Regions from separate parts of the Homo sapiens genome. Here region 1 is linked to region 2. A link is a contact called in ENCODE Hi-C data. All regions are on one chromosome and are shown on one strand. Each heading gives the region's core, a stretch centred on a gene start or an enhancer-like site at or near the end of the contact. The rest is flanking DNA. Distances are from core to core; before and after follow the strand shown.

What was found. A loop is a pair of places that touch in the nucleus more often than their neighbours do. Pooled maps may share reads with other maps.
Region 1: a loop to region 2 is called in a pooled map, with 2.0 times the contacts of the local background. The contact joins the enhancer-like site here to the promoter of LINC02705 in region 2. A Hi-C loop is called at or near these places in 1 of 168 maps with a recorded cell type or tissue (mammary epithelial cell) and 4 of 50 pooled maps.

The regions. Positions count from the first base shown.
Region 1 is chr11:60,308,700-60,312,695 of GRCh38, reverse strand. MS4A4A (membrane spanning 4-domains A4A) reads right to left here. Exons shown (of 7, transcript NM_148975.3): 7 at 3,726-3,996. Among named protein-coding and RNA genes, the nearest start is that of MS4A6E, 17 kb to the left of the region's middle. Within about 2 kb of position 1,940, at least 4 of the 41 ENCODE cell types and tissues checked have a DNase peak (open chromatin) inside an H3K27ac peak, as active enhancers do.
Region 2 is chr11:60,162,306-60,166,519 of GRCh38, reverse strand. It overlaps LINC02705 (long intergenic non-protein coding RNA 2705), which reads left to right and starts at 2,120. Exons shown (of 4, transcript XR_950142.1): 1 at 2,120-4,214.

The DNA.
Region 1 (3,996 bases), core at 691-3,190, 150 kb before region 2:
CTTCTGGTTTAATTCATGTTTTTATTAAAGATAAAAGTATGTCTCTCTTGAAATCCTTTCCATAGAGTATTGCAAGTTTATGGGATCAGGACTCAGAATCAGGAAAAGTAAGAGTTGTGGAAAATGGCAAATTTTAAAAATAGTTAATTTAAGATAAACTACAGATTTCTAATGGTCAGTGGGAACACCCGAGATGATTCTTCCCCAAATTGTTCCATGCTCTATAATCCAATTTACTGAGTAATGTAAGTGTAACACATCACTGTTAGAACTGTTGATTTGCCTCTAACTTTGCATACAGTATTATCATTTTACAACCTCAAATGTAAAAATACCTATTATAACTGTTATAACAATGAGCCCTTTGAGACTTCTCTTACATTTACGAGTGGGTTTAATTTGATTTTATAAATATAAATTACTTTTAATAGTTGGATGCATGTTTTCTCAATAGATAGCAGTTTTTGTAGCAATGCTGATTATAGTACACTTACCAGTTGCTTATTATTGATCGCCCGTTTCTTTATCATTGACTGAAAAAATACACAAGCCTCAATATTCTTTAATCTTTAATTATCCTTACTTTTCTTATAATCTTTGATATTTAGGACTGGTAGAGAAGAGAAATTAGATTTTAGAGGAGAAAGGGGACAGAAATATTTGATAACACAAATTTAACTTAGCGTGAAGCCTTCATTTTGCCTCAGTGAGTCTAAGACAAAAAAAAAACCCAAAAATACTGGATTCAAATTTTTTAAAAAAATCATTTTTAGTCACAGATATCTTGCATCTACCTGAAGAGCTTGGACTACTTATAGTTAGAAGTTATCAATAATATCACTTTATATACTCAAGACCTTATAACTTTTTTTTTCCAATTATTTACAAGGCGAAGTGCGGTCCCAAGATGCTTCCCTCAATGATGAGTTCAACTTTAACCATACCATCCCAACCGTATCAACCACTACTAAGGCAATTCTTGGCCCAACTTCAACCCAGCAGGGGAGCCTCTTGCAATCATTAAGCAGACAGGGAATCAAACTGGGCAACATGGTGAAACACTGTCTCTACAAAAAATAGAAAAAGTAGCTGGGTGTGGTGGTGCACACCTGTAGTCCCATTTACTTAGGAGGCTGAGGTGGGAGGATGGCTTAAGTCCAGGAGGCAGAGGTTCTAATGCACTCCAGCCTGTGCAACAGAGCCAGACCCTCTCTCAAAAAAAAAAACAAAAACCTATGAAACAATAATTATTTTTATTGTAAAAGTAGCAAAAGGAGACAAAGTCTCATGGACATTTTCCTACTGCTTTCTAATCACATATAGATAAAACCAAGAATAACCAAATGAAGAATAAATTTCAAATCACATGACATGAAACAAGTGCAGGTAGTCTTGTCTAAAAGTTGGAATCATAATATCTTGCACTAATAGCACAAAATATTTGCATGAACTTTTTACAACTAAAAATGCACTAATCTTAGGTTGCTTATGTAAGTGTTAAAAAAATTATGTATGCACTAATTATCACCAAGAGAAGGCACTCTCTTACCATTTTAAACAATCTCAAAGCAATATATCAGGATATAAGTCAGGATATTTTAAAAATCCAAGAAACAACAAAGAATCACGTGATGTAAGGACTATGTAGGATTTATATGAGCTTTGGCTTTTATTCTGAATTAGAGAGGAAGCCGTTGAAGGATTTTGCCCAGTTATTGCACTATCTGAATAAATCTCTTTCCTTGTCTTTATATATTTAAAACCCCAGGGGTTGGGCCAACTCCGGGTAAAACTTGACTTGGAGACTCAAAAGAATTACATTAGGGTCTGATCGTTCACTTGGAACTTCTCAGTTCTGCTTTTGTCTGTGAGCATCTGTCTGTCACGGGGCTGCTGATGGCAGCAAACTTACGTCCTCACAGCTCCAAACCCAACAGGAAAGAGGAAAGATGGGGAGACCATTTCTTGGTCAGTGAAGTGAAAATGATGAGATTAATTTTGATTGGAAATGTGTCAGTCATTCACACAATTGTTTTTTCCTAGGTCACAAGGCTACCAAAGAACTTCACTCTAGCTGAGTTGATGTAATTCTGCCACTTCCCAGATGTAGGACACAGGTCAACTCCTGAAATTGGGGGTTGGGTGAGCTCCACCCTTGTACATAAATTAAGAGTTAGATAATGGTGATTTTTTGGAGGAAATCAGGCCATCATTATCAGAACAAATGGGGAATAAATGCCGAGTACAAAATCTGCCAAGTATTAATACAATATTGAAGAAATAAAACAAGTAGGATATCAGTACATACACAATAATTAAAAGATTGGAATTAGGTACATACATAGACCAATATCTCTTTATGACATGGTAAAATATTAACAGTTGGCCGGGCGCGGGGGCTCACGCCTGTAATCCCAGCACTTTGGGAGGCCGAGGCGGGCGGATCACGAGGTCAGGAGATCGAGACACCATCCTGGCTAACACGGTGAAACCCCGTCTCTACTAAAAATATAAAAAATTAGCCGGGCGCGGTGGCGGGCGCTTGTATACAGTCCCAGCTACTCGGGAGGCTGAGGCAGGAGAATGGCGTGAACCGGGGAGGCAGAGCTTGCAGTGAGCCGACATAGCGCCACTGCACTCCAGCCTGGGCGACAGAGCGAGACTCCGTCTCAAAAAAAAAAAAAAAAAAAATTCAAAAAAAAAAAGAAAGAAAAGCAATAGTATTAAGTTCTATTTGGTGGTTCTTGCTAATTACCTTCCAACTTTCAACCAAGAAGATAGAATGTCTTAACTGACTTTTACCACACCTTATCCATCCCTGGAGCTGGAGAAAGTAGACAGGTTAGCACTGATAGAAGGAGGGACTTACATTCCCATGAAAAGCGTGCATGGAGAAAGGTGGATACAATAGATATGTGAGTGTAGGGCAGAATGAGAAATCTAGAAATACTATATACTGAATTGGAAAATACGAATATCCGTGCAAATTCAATAATTTTTATCTTATCATAATGAAAATATCACTTCCTCAAAAAAAAAACTTTCCTGGGTACATTCTAATGACTCATCTCTCACCACCACTACAGCAGCCACTCTCTAGCACATTAATTCTTCCAGTTAGCTTCTAACAACATATAAAAAGGTTTTGATTGTTTATATGTTAATCTATGTCCTGTCCCATAAAAGTTTTAACCTACAAGAGAGGAAGGATGTTCTCTCTCTTATTCACCACTATTATCTTATATATATAAGATATTATCTCTCTTACCACTATTTTCTTATATGCTTAAAACAATGTCTGCCTCATTACAGATACTTTACAGATATATGCTGAATAAAATGATAAATTGATATATATATCTAATACATATCTATTTACATATATACATGTATATATATTAATTAAAACTTTCGTGGCTCCATATGTACCAGTCAGAGTCCTGGTTTTTCTACCTTTGTTATACCAAGTAATTATCATAGGTGTATGGGCCAGACAATATTATTACTACCTTCCTAAAAAGAAATATGAAGCACAGAGAAATTTTGTGGCATCTTCATAGCTACATAAGTAGTAAACAACAAAGATGGGATAGCAAGATGAAAACCCAGGGTTGTCTGTTTAGAAAACCCACATTATTTACCACCATACTGTATTTTTGACATCAACGCTTAGTCTCTTTCCACCATATTGCATCTGAAAAGGAAGTAGGTAGCACATGAAAGTATTGCTTCTAATTTGATTTATTTTTGCTCTGCAATAAAAACAAACGTATTTAACAAATACCATATGTTGCACATTTCCATATATGATTAAGATATAATTATGCCCAGTAGAAGGTGGGAGAAGGGAAAGGAAGAAGATGAAATAGAAAATATAAGTTGAATCTGATGCTTAATATGATTTTTACTCCATGTATACTTTTACTCAAATGATAGCTCGTGCACATGCAAGGACGGGCTGTGCTACTTCAAGGTACTTTCTATGGGGAAAGAAAA
Region 2 (4,214 bases), core at 871-3,370:
AATTATATATGAATAACTGGAATGAGTTCAATTTGGCCATGACCAAATGCTTTAAAAATACATCTTCCTATTCTATTTGCCACTTTTATTTTTCAGTTTCTTACATCTATATATATGAGGGAGAGTGATTTATAATTTCTCATTATCACACTGCTTATATTAGTTTTCTATTGTGCCTGTAACAAATTACCACAAGCTTTGTGACTTAAAACAATACAATTTTATCTTAGAGTTCTGTGGGTCAGGATACAACACTGGTCTCACTGGGCTAAAAATCAAGTTATCTACAGAACTACTTTCCTCTCTGGAGCTTCTAGGGAAAAAAATCCATGACCTTGCCTTTTCTAGCTCCTTGAGGCTGTCTCATTCATTGACTCATGGGCTTTTTCAAGGCTGGCAGTGGCAGATCATGTCCTTCTCATGTTGCACCTCTGACTATTCTTCTATCCTCAATTCTCTCTTAGACTTACCTGGGAAAGGTTCTCCACTTATAAGGACTCTTATTATTACATTAGAATTGCCATAATTCTCCAGGATAAACTCTGTGTTAAGATCAACTGCTTAGCAAACTTGATTCTATCTGTAACTTTTAAAATCATTTGCCAGATATCATAGCATACTCTCAGATTCCAGGGAGTAGGATGTGGATAACTTTGGGTACTATTATTCTTGGTAACATACTGCCTTTTTTGATGTTGTTATTGCAGAAAATAGAAGAAAAATAACAACTGTGTCCTGGCCGACACTGGCTGGGAGCTCATTGTCAGTAGACATGTGGTGAGGCAATGAGTCATAACCAACGTGGGTTTCTTTTTGTCCCATGAAAGATTTGGTGTGACATGAGCTGATGAAAAAGAACTTAATTCAAGTAATAAATTTATTTCTATTTTCACAAATTTGGAAGTTTTAAAATGGTACCCTGTTTCCTGGTTCCTTGAGAAGTTGTGGGGTTGAAAGGTGGGAAATCAAATGCATAATCAGCATCAGCATTACATTAAAGAGTACACGTGCAGGTTTGTTACATGGGTACATTACATGATGCTGAGGCTTGAGGTCCCAAAAATCCCATCACCCAGGCAGTAAGCATAGTACCCAACAGGGGCTCTTCAACCTGTTCCCCTCTCCCTCCCTTCCCCATCGAGTGAGTGGTCCTCAATGTCTATTGTTCCCATCTTTACATTCATATGTATTCAATATTTAGCTCCCACTTGCTAGTGAAAACAATGCAGTATTTGGTTTTCTGTTCTTCCGTTCATTTGCTTAGGATAATGGCCTCCAGTTCCATCCATGTTGCTGCCAAGGACAAGCTTTCATTGTTTTTTATGATCGCATAGTATTCCATGTTTTATATGTACCACAATTCCTTTATCCAATCCACCATGGACAGGCCCCTAGGTTGATTCCATGTCTTTGCTATCATGAGTAGCACTGCAATGAACATATGTGTGCATGTGTCTTTTTGATAGAATGAATTATTTTCCTTTGGGAAAACCCAGTAACAGGATTGCTGAGTCAAATGGTAGTTGTGTTTTTAGGTCTTCTAGGAATCACCACACTGCTTTCCACAGTGGCTGAACCAGTTTCCATTCCCACCAACAGTGTGTAAGTGTTCTCTTTTCTCCACAGCCTTGTCGGCATCTGTTGTTCTGTGACTTTTTAGTGATAGCCTTTATGACTGGTGTAAGATGGTATCTTATTGTGGTTTTGATTTGCATTTCTCTGATGATTCATGATGTTGAACATTTTTTCATATTTGTTGGTTGCTTGTATGTCTTCTTTTGAAAAGTGTCTGTGCATGTCCTTTTCCCATTTTTAATTGGATTTTTTTTTTTTTTTTTTTTTTGGTTTTTGCTTAAGATCCTTGTAGAAGCTGGATATTAGACCTTTGGCAGATGTATAGTTTGTGAGTACTTTTTCTCATTCTTAGGCTCTCTGTTTACTGGTAATTTCTTTTTTTGTTTTTTTTTTTTTTTTTTTTGAGACAGACCCAGGCTGGAGTGCAGTGGCACGATGTCCGCTCACTGCGAGCTCTGCCTCCTGGGTTTGCACCATTCTCCTGCCTCAGCCTCCTGAGTAGCTGGGACCACAGGTGCCCGCCACCATGCCCGGCTAACTTGTTTTTGTATTTTTAGTAGAGACGGGTTTTTTTTTTCTGGAAATACACATAAAAATCTAGAAATATAACACATTATAGAAATACCACAAGACCACATATCTGAGGGGAAATTAGAACCCTCTGTGGGGTTACTGTGCTGAGTTACACCCTAACAAATCTATCCCCAAAGACACCTTATAAGAGTGAACAGGACTTGCTAACCTAAATAGGTGTAGAGCTAGCACTACTCCAGGGAAGTGGAAATAGCAGCAAGTCAGCCAGGAAAAACAATAGAGGTGTAAATGAAGGGAATAATTAGGACACTAGAGCATAACCATCATCAACACTTGCCTTGTATCCTCATTTCGGAAGAACTGCTGAATGCTGGATATGAAAGCTAATGTCTTTGAGAGTCAGTGGACAAGTCTGTAACAGGGACATGCATCTATGCAAAAGCGACAGTGAGACTAACTCACGGAAGGGTATTGTGGAAAGTGGTGTCTTTACCATTGTTCTTTAATGGTCTGGTCCATGTGCCATGGATAACTAGTTTTCCTTGTGTTGCATCTAGCTGGGACTGGACAGAGAAACAACATCATATTGTATCCATGGAGATAGTTGAAAGTGCTGTAAAATGACATCCTGCAGTTGTTTTGTTTTGTTTTTGGTAAAAGCCTATCTAGTGATATCTGGGAGATATATACATATATATATACACACACACACACACATATAAAGATACACATATATATGTATATATACACATGCATGCTCACACACACACACACACACACACACACATATATATATCCAGGTATAAAGTGACATCTGTAATTTACCAATGAGTGGCCTCCAGTCACCACACTTAATTGGGAACATGTTTTCCATGGCAAAAACACAATTCTGTTGCAAAGAAAGAGAAAATTATGCTGTAATTTAACCAATTACACACACAATAGTGTAATGAACATTATGTTAATATCTTTGACTCTGAAATGGGATATCCAAGAGTTTTCTGGTTGATCGACAGAACCAGATGAAAACCAGTTTCTCCCCTGGAATGAGAAAATATATGAGGAGGCTGATATAAAGGCCCAAAAGATATTTTTGTCCAGAAACAAAATGAGAATTTTGCCTTACAAAATTAAACTTGGAAGTAAATGTTTCTATTATCATGTGTCTTGAACATCCAAATAAGTGCTTACAATGGAGAAAAAAATCAGTAAGTTAAAAGACACATATATATGTATATAGATATGTGCATATATATGTAAACATACATATGTGTATAGATATTCACCTATGTAAATTCTTGTGGAGGAATCATAGAATTAACATGATTTGTAGAGGGAATTTAGAGTCCAAGTTGAATTGTTTAAATGTTAATGGATGTCAGGATGTTATTAGGCTTATTGTTTTGTTTCAAATATTACAAAATATTTTATAAGAAAAATCCTGAAAAGATTTTAAGAAGTCCTTGGCAAAAAAAAAAGAAAAAGAAAAAGAAAAAAATACCAAGATGAGAGAGTGGATTGGGAAAGTGTTAGTAGCAAACTGATTTTTGTTTGTTTGTTTACATGATGTCAATCTTTTGGTTCTATGAAACATTTTTCCTACTGCCTTAAATATGATACACAATAAATTAACATTTGCCAACAATATGGTATTTTTCTTGAATTTTTGGAAACTTCTGAAGCATTCACTAAGGAGTTACCATTTTACAAGGATGAGAAAATAGAGCAGTCCAGTTACTGTGGCATAAGAAAAGACTTTGTCATACCTGGGGTTACAAGTCTAATGAAATCACATGAACCGGGAGGAGAGTTTTTCAAAAAAACAGAAGTAATAGTCGGGAAAGTATATTAAATAATTACAACTGTTATGTGATAAGATACACAATAAGGATTTTATAAAATACAATATTATTAAATAAAATCATGTTTTTAAGAAGATCCCTAATTCAGAAGCACTCATAATTTATAGTTAGTTTTTATTACATGAAGCCAGAGAAACATGAGTCCTATTAACAGTGAATCTGGCAAGCGAGACATGCATACTATTCAGGAGACACGGCAATGGAGGGGAGCTAGCATTGACAATGTGCTCTTACATTGATACT